Linked DNA regions of Homo sapiens: region 2 is linked to region 1. A link is an interaction called in ENCODE POLR2A ChIA-PET data of the cell type or tissue named here. Cell type or tissue: PC-9. All regions are shown on one strand. Each heading gives the region's core, and the rest is flanking DNA. Links, peaks and the distances in the headings are about the cores only.

Region 1 (11,443 bases), core at 3,734-8,733:
TCTGTGTGGTCCATAAGTAAAGGAATTTGTTTGAGTCTGTTTAGCACAGGGGTTTGCAAGATACTTTGACAATACAATGTTTTTATCAAGGGGCATTGACCAAAATCTTGCAGAACACTATTTAGAACCATTAATCAAGCCCAGCCTCCCACTATTTCTTTCTACAGCATTCCTAGCATTCCACCTACGTGTATGTAACATTTAACAAATATTTATCATATGCCTACTCTATGCCATATGATGTGGCCAATGTAGCAGATGGTCATTCAGTTTGTACTTGCAAACATGTGTTATGAAGCGCTCTAGGCCACATGATGCCCTAGTTTTTGTATATTGAATAAATTTAAACATTTTGGCCTTAATTCTTCTCTCTCAAACGAAACAGAATGAGTCTATTCTACTCACTCATTTCTCTGCTCTTCTTTTCAGTCTTCCACATTGGATATGTTGCTCAGATACCTTCACACTCCCATGCAACTTTTTCTGATTATATCCTAATTTATCAGTGTCTGTCTTGCAGGACCCAATGTGAAGCACAACACATTTTCTGATAGTCTCAGAGTGCAACTAATTATGACTGTTCATGATCCAAGTCTTGTTGCACCTATGAGGAATCTAAGACTGTATTTGCTTTTCTCATAGTTGCTTCTCACCAATGCCTTTGTTAAAATCTTCAGGTATTTTTAACATAAAGCACTAGCAAGTCACATCTTTCCCCATGCTGTACTTGTGAGCACATTTTATCATCTAAATGCAAAGTGTATTTTATCACTATCTAAATGTCATCTTGTTGAATTCAATAGTTGAGATAATTTCATCATTCATTTTATTAGCTATCTGTTGGAGATATGAATCTCCTGAAAATTTGATGGCAATGCCTTTGTGTATGCCTTTGAATAAAATATGTTAACCAATAGGGATTAGAAACAGATATATCAACAGCAAAGGCCAAAAGGGCCAGGTGAGGGAAGGCCTGGGAAGGCAGTGCCAGGGAGAAGTGCTCGGCACTAAAATTCACTTCAAAATTAATTGTATTCACTGCTGTTTCACAGGCGTCCTCATTAGTCTAGTCTGCTATATCAGAAATCCCAATGCAGATTTAGGAAGCCAGTAAATTTGTCACATGCACTATGTATGGTCAGTCAATTGGCCCTGCTAGCTCTGTTCCCTTATTCAAAATGCCTAACAAGTTGCCAGGTGATGCAAAATGATTAGCTAATATATTATCCAGTATAAAACCAGCTAACTGGACCAGAAGGACAGAAGGTAGAGGAAAGCTCATCAAAAGCTTACAGTGAATCAGATGCAGTGTCCTGTATGCAATGCTATTTATAGGACTTCCCAGGCCAGGCTTCCTCACTCTTCCCCACCCTAGAGCTTTGAGTCCATGTTAGGGAGGTTGTATCATGAGCTTTGGCATAGAGGGCCTGACATCAGGTCAGTCTGGTATAGAACTATGACAACCAAAAAAAAAAAAAAAAATCTTGTCTAATCATCCAGACTTTCTCATTCTAGAAAAAAAAAAGTTAGACAAATTAAATTTAGCAGAGTTTATTTGAGCAAAGAAACAGTTCATGAATCAGGCAGCATTCTGAAGCAGTAAAGGTTAAGAAAGCTCCATTCAGCAATATGAGCAGGCAGTATTTATAGACAGAAAAAGGAAGTGACGTGCAGAAATAGCCTGATTGGTGACAGCTCTGCATTTGCCTCATTTGGACATGTCTAAGCAGTTTACAGGCCCTGATTGGCTGAAAGCTCAGCTGCTATGATTGGCCAAAACTCAATCAGTCATGACAAGAATATACTCACTGCAAGTTACATTGCAGTGTATTTACATATTAAGTTACAGTTTGCTACATATGGTTACATATTAGGTTACAGTTTGCTACATATGGAGGCAGCTTTAGGCCAAATTTCATTTAATTTAACACTAGTGTCTCTTTTTCTATCTACTCCCTTCCCACCTACAGACCAAAACAAGCTGCCTTAGTCTTCCCAAGGAAATGTCTGCTTTGTAAAAATGGAATTTGGAGAGAACCATGTTGACCCAAAGAAACTGGCATCAAATAGTGACCCTAAAGCTAGCCCAACAAGCTCTGGAACAAGATTCTTTGGAGCATGGGCCTTCAAGTACCTTTCAAATCATATTATAAAGTAGCAACCTAGGCTACCAACTCGTAAAGACGTTCTTTGCTGGCTGAACAGCAATCCAGGTTTCTCAAGCTGTCAACCAAATGTAAGGGAAAAATAGACCCAGACTGACATGGTTTCTGAGAGATTCCTCAAATGAAAAGAAACGTGTAGTTTATCTGGACCCCTCAGAATTACCAGTTCCTGGAGAACCTGCATTTGTCCAGGACTGGATTGAAGGAGAAGCACACTAGGCCTAACCACTAGAATGTCAGTTGCAGACTTGGACCTAGAATAGAGATGAGGTGTGTGGGTGTACATGTGTGTTTGCAATGAGAGAAAGAGGAGACACAATCTCAGTGAAGTATAACCCTCCTCTGACCCAGCTCAGTAAACACCCAATTCTTCACACAGACTCTACTCATGATTCTGCTCTAGCAGCCCCAGGTGTATAGTGTTAACGTCTCATTTTTAAAAACGTATGTACTTCTAGTGCTGTCACATAGACACTTTATTTCCACTGGTTCTGACTGCATCTATGGGGAGTAGGAACAGTATTGTCTGCAGTCAAGAGGTGTGGGAACAAAGTCAGGTAAGTTAAAGTCACTAAAAGCAAAACAAGCACTGGAACTCAAATGTCAATATCTAAACACACTCTTTGCTACTAAAGGTAAAACGCTTGGAAAGTCTTTTTGCAAAGGGAAGACTAGGGACACAGAGCAATGTGTGCAAACTGATCAGACTTGAAACCATATAGAAAAGAGAAGACCCAACCCTAATGCTAGAAAACATGTTGAGAATGAAAACCTCCTTTGCAATCATCTTTCATTTTCTAATAAGACTTCCATGGAAATCACAAAGTCAAAAGTCACAGAAGTAACATGAAATCAGTCTAAAAAGCATTTTTGAGTGGTAGAGAGTCGGCCTCTTGTCTAGAACAAATTAGTTCCCTTGGATAAAATTAAATAATTCAATTTTAATTTTGCAAGAGGGAAAAATAAACCTGTGCTTCAAAAATATTTACAGGGTTTTTTTTTTTTCCTTTGCACTCAGTGACCTGGAAGATGAAAAGAAGGCCCTGAGCCAAACCAAAATCTGTCCATGGTTTTCCACAAGCTGGACTGGGTTTGTAAATGTTGCAGTGAGAAAACTTCAAAGTCATAATTTAGGTCTGTGCTGCCTGGTATACACATACCTTGCAATTTTAAACATTGCATGATTTATTTCCTTCATGTTAAAAACAGATATTACTTGTAGAGGCTAAAAAAGACCTTGATATGATAAAGTGAGTTTTTAGATATTCAAACTCTAGAATTGGCCCTACAAAGTCTACAATGTTTTTCTAGTATCCATATTCATAAGCCTCTAGGTTTCCAGGATCTTTCATGAGAGGCCACCCTGTAGCACAGTTAGTGTATCTACCAAAGATGCTTTCCTGGCTTTGCTAATGCTGGTACACACAAACCTGGGCTTTCAAAAAGAAATGACAAACTGCCTTCCTTACGGCTTCAACTGCAAAACGACCTGCAGAATAAGTTAGGATGGGTGGATGCACTAAAATGAAGGCTTCTCGATGTTCCCCATTTGATGGTGACACTCTGCTTTTTTTCCACAAGTCATCATTGGCTGATGTTCCACTAAACATGCACTCTTTGAGAAGGATGTATTAGAATGGTTACTCCTTCCTGAAAGGGCATGAAATGTAAATCACCTTCATCTCCACTTGTACTTCTCTAAACCTAATTGGGACTGATTTTCAGTATCTCTTTTCATGTCTTCTCTTTGTGCCCCAGTCACTGGAACCAAAGAGGGCCAAAATTGGAAGAGTAGACCCTTTCATTTGTTTAACATTTTCTCACACCATAATCTCATGTAACCCCACTTCTCCCTTTAGAAAGCTTAGGTGCATGTGTCTCTTAAGTTAGTATGGTCATATATATATCCTGCTCATTTCATGGCTCCATTTTACAGCCCAGAGATGGACTCTGGAGACCAGGGGCACTGTATCTAGAAGAGAATAAATACAAAAAGGAAAGGGGCTTAAAATTAAGCTCCATGACAAATGGTGAAAGAAATGAACTATTTGATCTGAAGCAGACAAGGCATGTGTGCCTCAAGGTACAAACCTACAGAGGTCTAACATGTGGAAAGGAAAAAGGTATACTACCCTAAGAGTAGAACTATGAACAAAGGATAAAAATTACAAGGAGAAAGATTTTGGTTCAACGAATGAAAAATCTAAGACAGAAGTTCCATTTGAAAATGTCTGCTGGAGTAAGCTTATCATCACAGGACACATTTAAACAAGGGGAAACGCCACTTGACAGGGACAAAGAAAAGGGAATTCCTGGAAAGGATGGTCAGGCCAAATGAAACTTCAAACCTTAAAATCCTATAATTGTTACCTATGCCTAAATGAGAGAAATACACAGATCCAATACTTCTGTTCATAAAAACAGTTGTTAGCCCCTTCCACTCAGGACAGGGAGAGGGTTAGACAGTAGGTTAAGATACAGAAACAGGCTGAAGGAATTTAGGCACTCCAGGAAAGACAGAATGGGCATGTGAGAGTAGGCAAATAAGATGATTATAACTGTGTTATTAGATAGGTGAGTAGTCACATAAAAAACTTTAAGTAAGGAGCAACTATCTAGCATTTTAAGCCTCCATCTTGACTCTTCCTTAATATGCACAGATAACATATATTTGAGGTAGGCATATTTAGGGCTTGGAATTTCTTTTTTGGACAACTGATTTAATTCTTTAGGTCTTATCGAAACCATAGCTGTGAATTAAATGTGGTCAGAAGCAGATAGGTAACTAAGAGTTTGACAATAAAGGAAAGAAAGGAGTTTCTATTATTTTCTAAGCGTCTCTGTGACTCATAATCTTAAGTGTAATTAAACTAATACAAGCATGTATTACACATTTTATTTTGCTATGGTTTGTGTGATGTACCGGAAATGAAGCTGATGGGGAGAGGGCAGAGATGGCCAATTAGAAGCAGCTGTGGTACCTGGCTCTCACAAAGAGGAAAGAAAGGAGCAAGTGAATACCACACCTCCAACTGAAATATCCAGGTACTCGCAGTGAGGCTGATCAGGAAAACAGCTTGACCCATGGAGAACATAGAAAAGCAGGGTGGGGCGATAGCCCACCTGAGAGCAACACAGAGCCAAGGGAACCCCCATCCCCAGCCACAGGAAGCAGTGAGTGACTGTGTGACCCCAAGAAACCAGACTTCTCCCACAGATCTTTGCAACTGTCAAATCAAGAGATTCCCTTGTGAGCCCACACCACAGGGCCTTGGGTCCGACACACAGAGCTGTGTAGAGTCTCAGCACAGCAGCTGCTCAGGCACACACAGAGACCCAGGAGCTTTACCTACTCTGGCTTTGGGATCCTCAGCAAGGCAGGAGACCTGTATATACCCCTAGGAAGGGAGCTGAATCCAGGGGGCCAGTGTCAGTCTGTGGGCCTCACTTCCACGGTACCTCACAAGATAAGATCTACTGGCTTGGATTCCAGCCAGCTACTAGCAACAGGGTGGAGCCTGCCTGAGATGGGTCAGAGACCCGGAGGACAGAGGCAGGCCACCATCTCTGCTGTTTGGTCAACTCAGCCATTCCAGCCTGTGAGCTTTGGAAAATCCAAATGGTCTGGACAAGGAAAGATTCCCCCCAACACAGCAGAGCTGCTTTGCCAGAATGTGCCCAGATTGCCTCTTTAAGCAGTATCCCAAAACATTCCTCCTCACTGGGCAGGACCTCCCATCTGGAACCTTCGGCCACTCCTGCCCATTTTCTATGGACAGAGTTCTGATCTCTCCCTGAGGGAGAGGTGTGGGCCACCGCCTTGGTTGTTTGGACAACTAAGCCACTCCAGCCTGCAGGGTGTGGAGAGTGCAAGTTGACCAGCACAGAGGCAGCTCCCCAGCATGGCAGAGCTCTTTTGTCAAGGTGTAGTCAGACTGTTTCTTCAAACAGGAACCCAATCCACTCCTCCTTGCAGGGCAGGTCCTCCCAGTCAGGGCCTCTGGCTACCCTGCTCTAAGGACAGAGGTCTGATTTCTCCCTGGGATGGGTGCCCAGGGGGAGGAGCAGGTCACCATCTTTGCTGTTTGGGTGACTCAGCCATTCCAGCCTGTGGGCTTTGGTGAGTCCAAGCTGACATGGCCGGGGATGGGTCCCCAGGACTCCATGACTGTCTTGTTAAGGTGTGGCCAGACTGCTTCTATAAAAGGGGGCAGGATCCATTCCTCCTTGCTGGGCAGGTCCTCCCAGCTGGGGCCCCAGGCCACCCCTGCCCATGTTCTATGACCAACAGAGTTCTAATTTCTCCCTGGAATGGGGGAGCCCACGAGATGGGGCAGGCCACCACCTTTGCTGTTTGGGCATCTCAGCTAGTCCACCCTGCAGACCTTGGATTGGGGGCTGAAGGGATCCTCAACATAGCACAGCTGCTCTACCAAAAAGCAGCCAGACTGATACTTTAAGCAGGTCCCTGATCTCGTTCCTAGTGACCCCAACCAGGGTCTCCAGCCACCTTGTACAGGCATGTTTAGGCCAGCAACAGGTCAGTAGCCCTCAGGGCAGAGCTCCCAGAGAGAGGGGCAGGCTGCCATCTTTGCTGTTTTGCAGCATTCACTGATGATACCTTCAGGTACTAGAAAAACCGAGGTGACTAGGGTCTGGATTGGACCCCCAGCCAAACACAGCAGCCCTACAGAAGAATGGCCAGGCTGTTAAAAGAAAAACAAACAAAGAAAAAACAACAATAACAACAACAAAAGAAAACACAAAAGAACCCATCCAAAGGTGAGCAACCTTAAAGATCAAAAGTAGATAAGCCCACAAAGATGAGAAAGTATCAATGCAAAAACAATGAAAACTCAAAAAACCAGAGTGCCCCCTTTCCTCCAAATGACCACAACACCTCTCCAGCAAGGGTTCAGAACTGGGCTGAGGCTGAGATGGCTGAAATGACAAAAGTAGTCTTCAGAATGTGGATGAAAACAAGCAAACAAACTTCGCTGAACTAAAGGAGCATGTTGTAACCCAATGCAAAGAAGCTAAGAAACATGATAAAACAATGCAGGAGTAGACAGCCAAAATAACCAGTATAGAGAGAAACATAATCGACCTTATAAAGCCAAAAAACACACTACAAGAACTTCACAATGCAATTCAAAGTATTAATAGCAGAATAGACCAAGCAGAGGAAAGAATCTCAGAGCTTGAAGACTGTCTTTCTGAAATTACAGACAGACAAGAATAGTGAAAAAGGAATGAACGAAACCTCCAATATGGGATTACGTAAAGAGACTAAATCTATGACAGATTTGGGTACCAAAAAGAGATGCAGAGGCTGGAATCAATTTGGAAAACATACTTCAGGGTATCATCCCAGAGAACTTCTGCAATCTAGCTACACAGGCCAACATTCAAATTCAGGAAATGCAGATAACCCTGGTAAGATACTTTACAAGATAATCCCCAAGACACATAATCATCAGATTCTCCAAGGTCAAAATGAAAGAAAAAAATGTTAAGGGCAGCCAGACAGAAAGGCTTGGTCACCTAACGAAAGGAAGCCCATCAGACTAACAGCAGACCTCTCAGTAGAAACCCTACAAGCCAGAAGAGATTAGGGGCCAATATTCCACATTCTTAAAGAAAAGAATTTCCAGATTCTGTTCCAAGATGGCCAAGTAGGAACAGCTCCAGTCTGCAACTCCCAGCGTGATTGATGCAGAAGATGGGTGATTTCTGCATTTCCAACTGAGGTACCTGGTTCATCTCATTGGGACTGGTTGGACAGTGGGTGCAGCCCATGGAGGGTGAGATGAAGCAGGGCCGGTTATCGCCTCACCCAGGAAGTGCAAGGGGTCAGGGGATTTCCCTTTCCTAGCCAAGGGAAGCCACAACAAATAGTATCTGGAAAAACGGGATACTCCTGCCCAAATACTGCGCTTTTCCAATGGTCTTAGCAAATGGCACACCAGGAGATTATATCCCATGCCTGGCTCAGAGGCTCCCACGCCCATGGAGCCTTGCTCACTGCTAGTGCAGCAATCTGAGATCGACCTGCAAGGCAGCAGCCTGGCAGGGGGAGGGGCATCCGCCATTGCTGAGGCTTGAGTAGGTAAACAAGGCGGCCAGGGGAAGCTGGAACTGGGTGGAGCCCTCTGCAGCTCAGCAAGGTAGACGCCACCTCTGGGGGCAGGGCATAGCTGAATAAAAGACAGCAGAAACTTCTGCAGACTTAAACATCCCTGTCTGACAGCTCTGAAGAGAGCAGTGGTTCTCTCAGCACAGTGTTTGAGCTTGGAGAATGGACAGACTGCCTCCTCAAGTGGGTCCCTGACCCTCGTGTAGCCTATCTGGGAGACACCTCCCAGTAGGGGCCGACTGACACCTAATACAGGCAGGTGCCCCTCTGGGACAAAGCTTCCAGAGGAAGGATCAGGCAGCAATATTTGCTGTTCTGCAATATTTGCTGTTCTGCAGCCTCCACTGGTGATACCCAGGCAAACACGGTCTGGAGTGGAACCCCAGCACACTCCGACAGACCTGCAGCTGAGGGGCCTAACTGTTAGAAGAAAAACTAACAAACAGAAAGGACTAGCATCAACATCAACAAAAAGGACATCCACACCAAAACCCCATCTGTAGGTCACCACCATCAAAGACCAAAGGTAGATAAAACCACAAAGATGGGGAGAAACCAGAGCAGAAAAGCTGAAAATTCTAAAAACTGGAGTGCCTCTTCTCCTCCAAAGGATCACAGCTCCTCACCAGCAATGGAACAAAGCAGGACGGAGAATGAATTTGACGAGCTGACAGAAGTAAGCTTCAGAAGGTTGGTAATAACAAACTTCTCCAAGCTAAAGGAGGATGTTTGAACCCATCACATGGAAGCTAAAAACCTTGAAAAAAGATTAGATGAATGGCTAGCTAGAATAAACAGTGCAGAGAAGACCTTAAATGACAAGATGGAGCTGAAAACCATGGCACGAGATCTACGTGACACATGCACAAGCTTCAATAGCTGATTCGATCAAGTGGAAGAAAGGGTATCAGTGATTGAAGATCAAATTAATGAAATAAAGTGAGAAGAGAAGTTTAGAGAAAAAGAGTAAAAAGAAACGAACAAAGCCTCCAAGAAATATGGGACAAAGTGAAAAGACCAAATCTATGTCTGACTGGTGTACCTGAAAGTGACGGGGAAAATGGAACCAAGTTGAAAAACACTCTTCAGGTTATTATCCAGAACTTCCCCAACCTAGCAAGGAAGGCCAACATTCAAATTCAGGAAATACAGAGAACACTACAAAGATACTCCTCAAGAAGAGCAACCCCAAGACACGTAATTGTCAGATTCACCGAGGTTGAAATGAAGGAAAAAATGTTAAGGGCAGCCAGAGAGAAAGGTCAGGTTACCCACAAAGGGAAGCCCATCAGACTAACAGCGGATATCTCGGCAGAAACTCTACAAGCCAGAAGAGAGGAGGGGCCAATATTCAACATTCTTAAAGAAAGAATTTTCAACCCAGAATTTCATATCCAGCCAAACTAAGCTTCATAAGTGAAGGAGAAATAAAATCCTTTACAGACAAGCAAATGCTGAGAGATTTTGTCACCACCAGGCCTGCCTTACAAGAGCCCCTGAAGGAGGCACTAAAAATGGAAAGGAACAACTGGTACCAGCCACTGCAAAAACATGCCAAATTGTAAAGACCATCAATGATAGGACAAAACTGCATCAACTAATGGGCAAAATAACCAGCTAACATCATAATGACAGGATCAAATTCACACATAACAATATTAACCTTATATGTAAATGGACTAAATGCCCCAATTAAAAGACAGAGACTGGCAAATTGGATAAAGAGTTAAGACCCATCAGTGTGCTGTATTCAGGAAATCCATCTCCTGTGCAGAGACACACATAGGCTCAAAATAAAGGGATGGAGGAAGATCTACCAAGCAAATGGAAAGCAAAAATAGCAGGGGTTGCAATCCTAGTCTCTGATAAAGCAGACTTTAAACCAACAAAGATCAAAAGAGACAAGGCCATTACATAATGGTAAAGGGATCAATTCAACAAGAAGAGCTAACTATCCTAAATGTATATGCACCCAATACAGGAGCAGCCAGATTCATAAAGCAAATCTTTAGAGACCTACAAAGAGACTTAGATTCCCACACAATAATAATGGGAGAGTTTAACACCCCACTGTCAATATTAGACAGATCTACGAGACAGAAGGTTAACAAAGATATCCAGGACTTGAACTCAGCTCTGCAACAAGCATACCTAGTAGACATCTACAGAACTTTCCACCCCAAATCAATAGAATATACATTCTTCTCAGCACCACATCGCACTTATTCCAAAATTGACCACACAGTTGGCAGTAAAGCCCTCTTCAGCAAATGTAAAAGAACAGAAATCACAACAAACTGTCTCTCAGACCACAGAGCAATCAAATTAGAACTCGGGATTAAGAAAATCACTCAAAACTGCATAACTACATGGAAACTGAACAACGTGCTCCTGAATGACTACTGGGGAAATAATGAAATGAAGGCAGAAATAAAGATGTTCATTGAAACCAATGAGAACAAAGACACAACATACCAGAATCTCTGGGATACAATGAAAGCAGTGTGTAGAGGGAAATTTATAGCACTAAATGCCCACAAGAGAAAGCAGGAAAGATCTAAAATCGACACCCTAACATCACAATTAAAAGAACTAGAGAAGCAAGAGCAAACACATTCAAAAGCTAGCAGAAGGCAAGAAATTACTAAGATCAGAGCAGAACTGAAGGAGACAGAGACACAAAAAACACTTCAAAAAAATCAATGAATCCAGGGGCTGGTTTTTTGAATAGATCAACAAAATGGACAGACCACTAGCAAGACTAATAAAGAAGAAAAGAGAGAAGAAACAAATAGACACAATAAAAAATGATAAAGGGGATATCACCACAAATCCCACAGAAATACAAACTACCATCAGAGAATACTATAAACACCTCTATACAAATAAACTAGAAAATCTAGAAGTAATGGATAAATTCCTGGACACATACACCCTCCCAAGACTAAACCAGGAAGAAAGTGAATCTCTGAATAGACCAATAACAGGTTCCAATAATTAATAGCCTACCAACCAAAAAAAGTCCAAGACCAGATGGATTCACAACTGAATTCTACCAGAGGTACAAAGAGGAGCTGGTACCATTCCTTCTGAAACTATTCCAATCAATAGAAAAAGAGAGAATCCTCCCTAACTCACTTTA
Region 2 (6,190 bases), core at 1,191-6,190, 78 kb before region 1:
TTTGTTCAGGAGTCTTTGTGCCATGTTGCTTCACTCGTAGTACGTTATTCACATATGAGTGATTTCTTTCTTGTCAGTTTTGTTCAGTGAATAGAAGATACTACAATGGTACAGAGAAATTCAGGCAGGTCAGAGAAATTACTAGAATACATTAGATTATTATTTCATAGAATTTAATGAGATTGAATTAGGAAAACAATCAGGAAAGTGACTGATGATCAGAGAAGTCCATGAGGGTAAGGAGGCTGCTAACAGCAGCCCCACTAACATCTTTTATATTCATGACTTGTTGACTAACGGGCTGTCATTCTGTCTCCCAGAAATAGATCAGAATGACTGAAAAAGCCCCAGAGCCACATGTGGAGGAGGATGACGATGATGAGCTGGACAGCAAGCTCAATTATAAGCCTCCACCACAGAAGTCCCTGAAAGAGCTGCAGGAAATGGACAAAGATGATGAGAGTCTAATTAAGTACAAGAAAACGCTGCTGGGAGATGGTCCTGTGGTGACAGGTATGTGTGTACAGAGAACAGGGTGGGTGGAAGATCGCTGAGAGGGAAGAAGACATTTTGGCTGCTCAGGAGCAGCAGCAAAGGGAAGAGGACCAACTGCTTCCAGGAAAAAGTGAGCGAGGCACAATTTATATATGCTGATTAAAGTTATGAACTGTATAATTAAGTCTTCTTAAGAGATAAGATGCAAGTCAGCAGTGAGATAGGCACACATAACACACAGAGGGGATTTAGAAAGAATTCCAGGCTACCACTTAGAATTGTATTTCTCTCTCTCCATTTTCTCTCTTTCTCAGTCCTTACCTAACCGTTCATCTCTTCCACATACACCGCGGCAGAACAAGACATGGCCCAGAGATATAAATGGACAGTGCCCAATTAGCAGAGTACCTGACCCATAGCCATTCAGGAAATGTTGGATGTCAATAATTAGATGGACCTACAAGTGCCTAAAGCAGAAATAACTTTGCTGTAATTTACAAGGCCATCAAGACCAAGCATAGCAAACCTGCCACATCCATTTCTATTTCTACTCCAGATAGAAAGATCACTTTTATTTTCATACTCTCTGTCTCCCACTTGAAATGCACACACCCACTATACACATGTCTCTTCTTGGTACTTACATTCCCTTTCGATCCTGCAGATCCGAAAGCCCCCAATGTCGTTGTCACCCGGCTCACCCTGGTTTGTGAGAGTGCCCCGGGACCAATCACCATGGACCTTACTGGTATGTAGACACATCTGTACTGTTCAAAGGGGGCCTAAGATATCACAAAGAAAACTTGGTCTCTGTCTCCTGTTCCAACAGAAGAAAACTGGTGAATCAGAGAGATATATATGCTAGGACCAGTTAACAAATCATTGCTCTTAGAGTGCACAGTATTTACCATGTTTCATGAAAAGCCCAATCTTTATCTCTATTTAATTGAAGAGAGTGCAGGCATACACATTTGATATATTTACAGATTTTTGTCTCCACATGATAGTAAGAGAATTGTTATTTATGCAATAAAGACTGCTGATGGAAATATTAAGAAACAAATTGTGTGCTTCTGAAGTTATAAGGTTTATACAGTCTAAACATCAAAGTATTGATCTTCTATCCACTACAAAACTTACTGGAAGGTGAGAAGCAATCCGGAATTATACTAGAAATTCCACTGCTATAGATTGAATTGTTTTAGCTTGAAACTCTGATTCTTGTTAAATAAACAACGTCTCCTACTAAAGGCGTACAAATTAAGATGTTATTTTCTTTCACCTTATTGTAACTAAGGGTCAAGCCTTTCCCTGAGACTTAGGGCTTGAGGAGGAGAGAGACTGGGAAGGGGGTTATTGTGGAGGAAATGGGCATCAGAGGGGATATGAGAGGAGAAGCACGGAGCCAGGAGATTGGGGCCTTCAAAGGCAAGTTTTTAGTGGAAAAAAAAAATAGTTACCAAATGAAAAAATTGGACTCTTGTGAGACAGACAAAGCACAAGTCTAGAACAGTTGGCTTAGTTAGCAGCAGAGTAGTTCCCCTCTCACAGGACACAGCCAGTCTTTACCTTATATGGGCTTTTTTGTCAGAGGGAGGAAATCAGAGGCTGAGAAGGCACACTTCCTGTTCAACTGAAATCATTAGAGCAGGCACACACACACATTCAGCTACCCCGACATGCTGACATCTCTCCAGGAGAGAAACTCACGCTCTCTCACCAGAACTCAGAGTCTTCCTAATATTACCAGGTACAGCTGCCAGTTTGCAAGATAAGGTCTGAATTAGCGCTAAAGAAATCTGTTCTCTTCAGCAGGACCTGGTAGTATTGCAAGGAAAACTTGGTCTCTGTCCCCTTTCCCAGCAGAGGAAAACCAAATTGGGTTTTCTGTCACTAACAAGCTGCTATGCATGAAGAAAAGCATAGAGAGTGATTACCTCCTTAATCAGGGTACAGGAATTTGGGACAGATCCTGGTTTTATGGAACCTGAAGCTTTTATAACTTCAGTGATATTCCTTAAGAAAAATAGTATGAAATTGCAAATGAAAATACAAGAGTAAACACAAAGGTGAACATTTTCTTAAAGTGATAAAATGAATAAAAACAAGTAGAATTTTAAAAGCTAGAAAATGCCACAAACATCACCAAATCTATAAAAACAAATAGCTGACACTCCTAAATACTATTTTTCTTATATGTTTTATTTGAGGGGTAAGGGGCATATTCTTTAATAACCTCTTCATTTGACCAGTAATATAATTCTCAATGAGAGAATAAATGGACCAAAAAAAGATTTATCTTCACAACTCATTATTTGTAATGTCTTGTGTATTTTTAGCATTGTCATCAAACTTGGGGGCAGGGAAACTCTCATGTTTTTCATAACAGAGCTGTAAGATTTCAGGCATTAAGTGTGTGTGTGTGTGTGTGTGTGTGTGTGTGTGTGTGCAAGGACTAAACTCAAATACTCTGTGAATTGAGGGCCCTGTGAACCATGTTGCCCTCGTGGGCCCAACAAATTTTTCCGGGACTTAAAAGTCATTTATTAACTTGTGTATCTGCTTTTGAGGATAAACTCTCTCTAAATCTTCTTCTACAGGAGATCTGGAAGCCCTCAAAAAGGAAACCATTGTGTTAAAGGAAGGTTCTGAATATAGAGTCAAAATTCACTTCAAAGTAAGTATCCTGCCTTGTGTGTTTTTGTAAAGTTTAAATCTTTTCTTTAATCAGTGACTACATTTCTTGCATGATCATGTTGAGGTACTTTTTGTTTGTTTCTCCCCTAGTACCCCCAAGCTGGGTCTGGAATGTCCTCTTCCCAGCCCTGAGGGCTACCTGTTGAGACCCACGTTTGCCTCCTGTCTTTTCCTAGCCAGGACTTCTTAAACTCTTCATTATCTCTTAAGCCAATGGGATCCCTCTGTGAACTCCAAACACATCCTCGAGGCACACACTGCTTTGTGTTGTACCACCTGTGTCATTTCTTCTTCATAGAATATAAGCACCTCAATCTAGGGTGAAATTGTACATCTCTCCTTTCCAATATTTCACACAAAACTTTGTAAATAGCATATAGTTCATGAATATATATTGAAAAGTGGACAAACAAGTGAATCAACCAATAGGAAAAGAAAATGGGACAGGGCCTCAGCTCTAATTGCTCAAGGATTATATAAATCCAGGAAGTGTGATCTTTGCTAAAGAACTGGAAATTACAATTATAGTTGTGGAACAGGTAACCAGGAAAGAGGAAACTAAATAAGAAATAAACTGACATCTAATATATCCCAATGAGCCATATATCCCAATGAGCAGCCAAAATCACAAGAAAAATAACTTTGACTTTGAAAACAAATAAGTTAGAAATGCAGTGTTTGCACTTCGTGGTTTATGTTTGCTTTGGTGGCCTCTCATTCCCACTTAGCCTCAGTCTCCAGGGCCTGGGCTCCACCAAGGAAGACTCCATCTGCTCTCTCTATTTGCACACTGGGAACTTTTTTCCCCAAGGTACAGGATATGATTCAGGGTTTATGGATGACCTCCCTACCCCATACAAATATAACTGAAAATAATTTCATCCTGGAAATATTTGTTGATGCCTACTCTATAATGGACACTGAGCTAGGGTTCACTTACTTGTTTCCTGTCATATTATTTATTATTGGAGCACCTGAAGGTTTGGTAAGGCATTATATCAAAATATGCCTAGAATGGGTTGCACATCAGTTTCATTTTTAATCATTGATGCTATTGCATTAATTTGTCTATTTGGTAAACCAGGTTTCCTCAAATGAAATGTGACAGGTAAATTTTGACGTGACTAAGATGCAAAGGAAAGCTCTGGAACAGGGGCTTCTCCTCTGGATGGGGAGGTGGAGGAGGAATGTGGTATGTGGGTCTGTGTGGACAGGTTTACACATTAGGATGATGCAGGAGGAGGCCACAGAAAGGGGCTTTTGAGTACTCTCTAATTCAGAGGTTTGATGGCTCTCTGGGTAACCTACGTAAAGTTGAACCATCCTGTGGCTTGTCCCAGCATGGTGCTACAATTAGAAGAAATGCCAGATCAAAGTCAAAAATCCTTGAAAAACAACTTAAATCTTCACTGAAGTCTCTTGAAAAATGTCCAAGAAAGTTTGCATTTATAACACAAGTAACACATGTTAAGTCCTCTTTCACAATCTCTGTTAGTTGCACTCAATGTTCTTTTTCTCCTCCCAAACTTCTTAGCACTTTCTAAAAACCTGACCTACGATTGTTATTTTAGGTTCTTCCCAACTTTTTTTCTGCCTCCCAAGGAAATGTGGTATCTCTGACTTCCACAGCTCTCACTTTGATTCATAACACCAAGGCTTCTTCCCCCTGGAGTGGGAGACACAATAGGGATGGGGATGTGGGCAGAAGAAGAGGATTCTATGAATATTCATAGTTTTATTTCACCCACCCCAAATGTATTTATATTAAATGGACCCACTGAAGAGCGCTGGTGAGATGGTAGACTCTTTGTCTTGAAGTCCTTATTGCTACACCAATATAATTCTTCTTCTTAGGTCTTTCTCCCACTAGGTGAAAGGGATAAGCTTCGGGACATCTAGAAAGGTGCATTTATTTTCCCTATTCCTATGAGCTACATTTGAGACTCACAGTATTAGAAAGCCTGGGCTTTATCACAGTCTCTTTGATGATGCTAATTTTTTTTCTGACAGCTTTTCATAGGTTTATACTACAGATTTACCCTGTGACAGTCAAGAATCTAAGCTGGCAGAGTTCACTGCTCTGCCACCTCCCTGCCAACAAAACAAAAGATAGCACTGGTTGATTGGTTGAACTATTGTGTCCAACACAAAAGGACAGCCATAATTATTGTTGAAGAAAAATTATTTGAAGATGCTTTAATTCTTCACATTGGTGAACAGATAACCAAGCTCTTCGGCTAATGATGCAATGTCCACTTTAATTTGTTTGTATAGACATAACGACTGTGTAAAATTAACAGACAACCCAGGTCAGTCCCAGGTGAAATGAATCATGGAAAAACAAAGTTCTTGGGCTGTCCACATTTTCATTCTGCGTTACTGAATTTTCTTTGAAAGGCTTGGGAAAATAGCAAGATCTCAGACAACGTCTGAAAATGACAGACATCCAACATACTTGCCAGATACAAGTGAATTTCACCCATTATTTCAGTTATATTGCAGTCACAGCCATCTTCTAGACATGAATTTTCACTTTCCTCCTTGTTGTTTGTTTTTTATATGGTAAGTGGATCATCTCTGAGGTTGTGGTTTTTAGATATTTACATAATGTGCTCTATTGGTATCTTCATAACTTTTCCTAAGACAAGGATGGTCTCTTGGTCAGCAGTATTGGAGAGGGAAAGCTCAAGGCCATTCTTGGGACCATTGAGAAAGGAGAAATACAATGAAGAATATTGGGCCAATGTTTTAATGAACCACTCCTCTCTCCCAAAACGGTAAAAATCAAAATGTTCGATAATTAAACCAGTTTGGCAATGTTGCATTTTATGATTTCCCCTCTCTAATCTTTGCCTCACAGCCATGCTAAATAATTATAGAAACACCAATTCTGAACTAAATCTTTAGTTTTTTCATTGTCAGAGACGATTCAGCTAGGCAGGATCAGCATGAAAGATGAGAAAAAATGAAAGACCCTCTTAATCTGAACATCTTGGTT

The links. Peaks named below come from ENCODE experiments on the same cell type or tissue, not always from the same donor. Only the 100,000 strongest peaks of a DNase experiment are listed, where the experiment ranks them.
Region 2: POLR2A ChIA-PET joins it to region 1 with 11 read pairs; 5 of 35 experiments call an interaction of 5 or more read pairs at or near these places.

What each region holds. Positions count from the first base shown.
Region 1 is chr12:14,863,863-14,875,305 of GRCh38, reverse strand. No RefSeq gene overlaps it. Among named protein-coding and RNA genes, the nearest start is that of MGP, 16 kb to the left of the region's middle. In PC-9, for the core only: no CTCF peak of the experiment used is centred there; a DNase peak (open chromatin) is centred at 6,205; H3K27ac peaks cover 306 bases.
Region 2 is chr12:14,944,855-14,951,044 of GRCh38, reverse strand. It overlaps ARHGDIB (Rho GDP dissociation inhibitor beta), which reads left to right. Exons shown (of 6, transcript NM_001175.7): 2 at 321-513; 3 at 1,160-1,243; 4 at 3,096-3,172. The coding sequence starts at 333. Among named protein-coding and RNA genes, the nearest start is that of ERP27, 9.4 kb to the right of the region's middle. RefSeq lists enhancers at 1-598, 1,768-1,977. In PC-9, for the core only: no CTCF peak of the experiment used is centred there; no DNase peak of the experiment used is centred there; H3K27ac peaks cover 863 bases.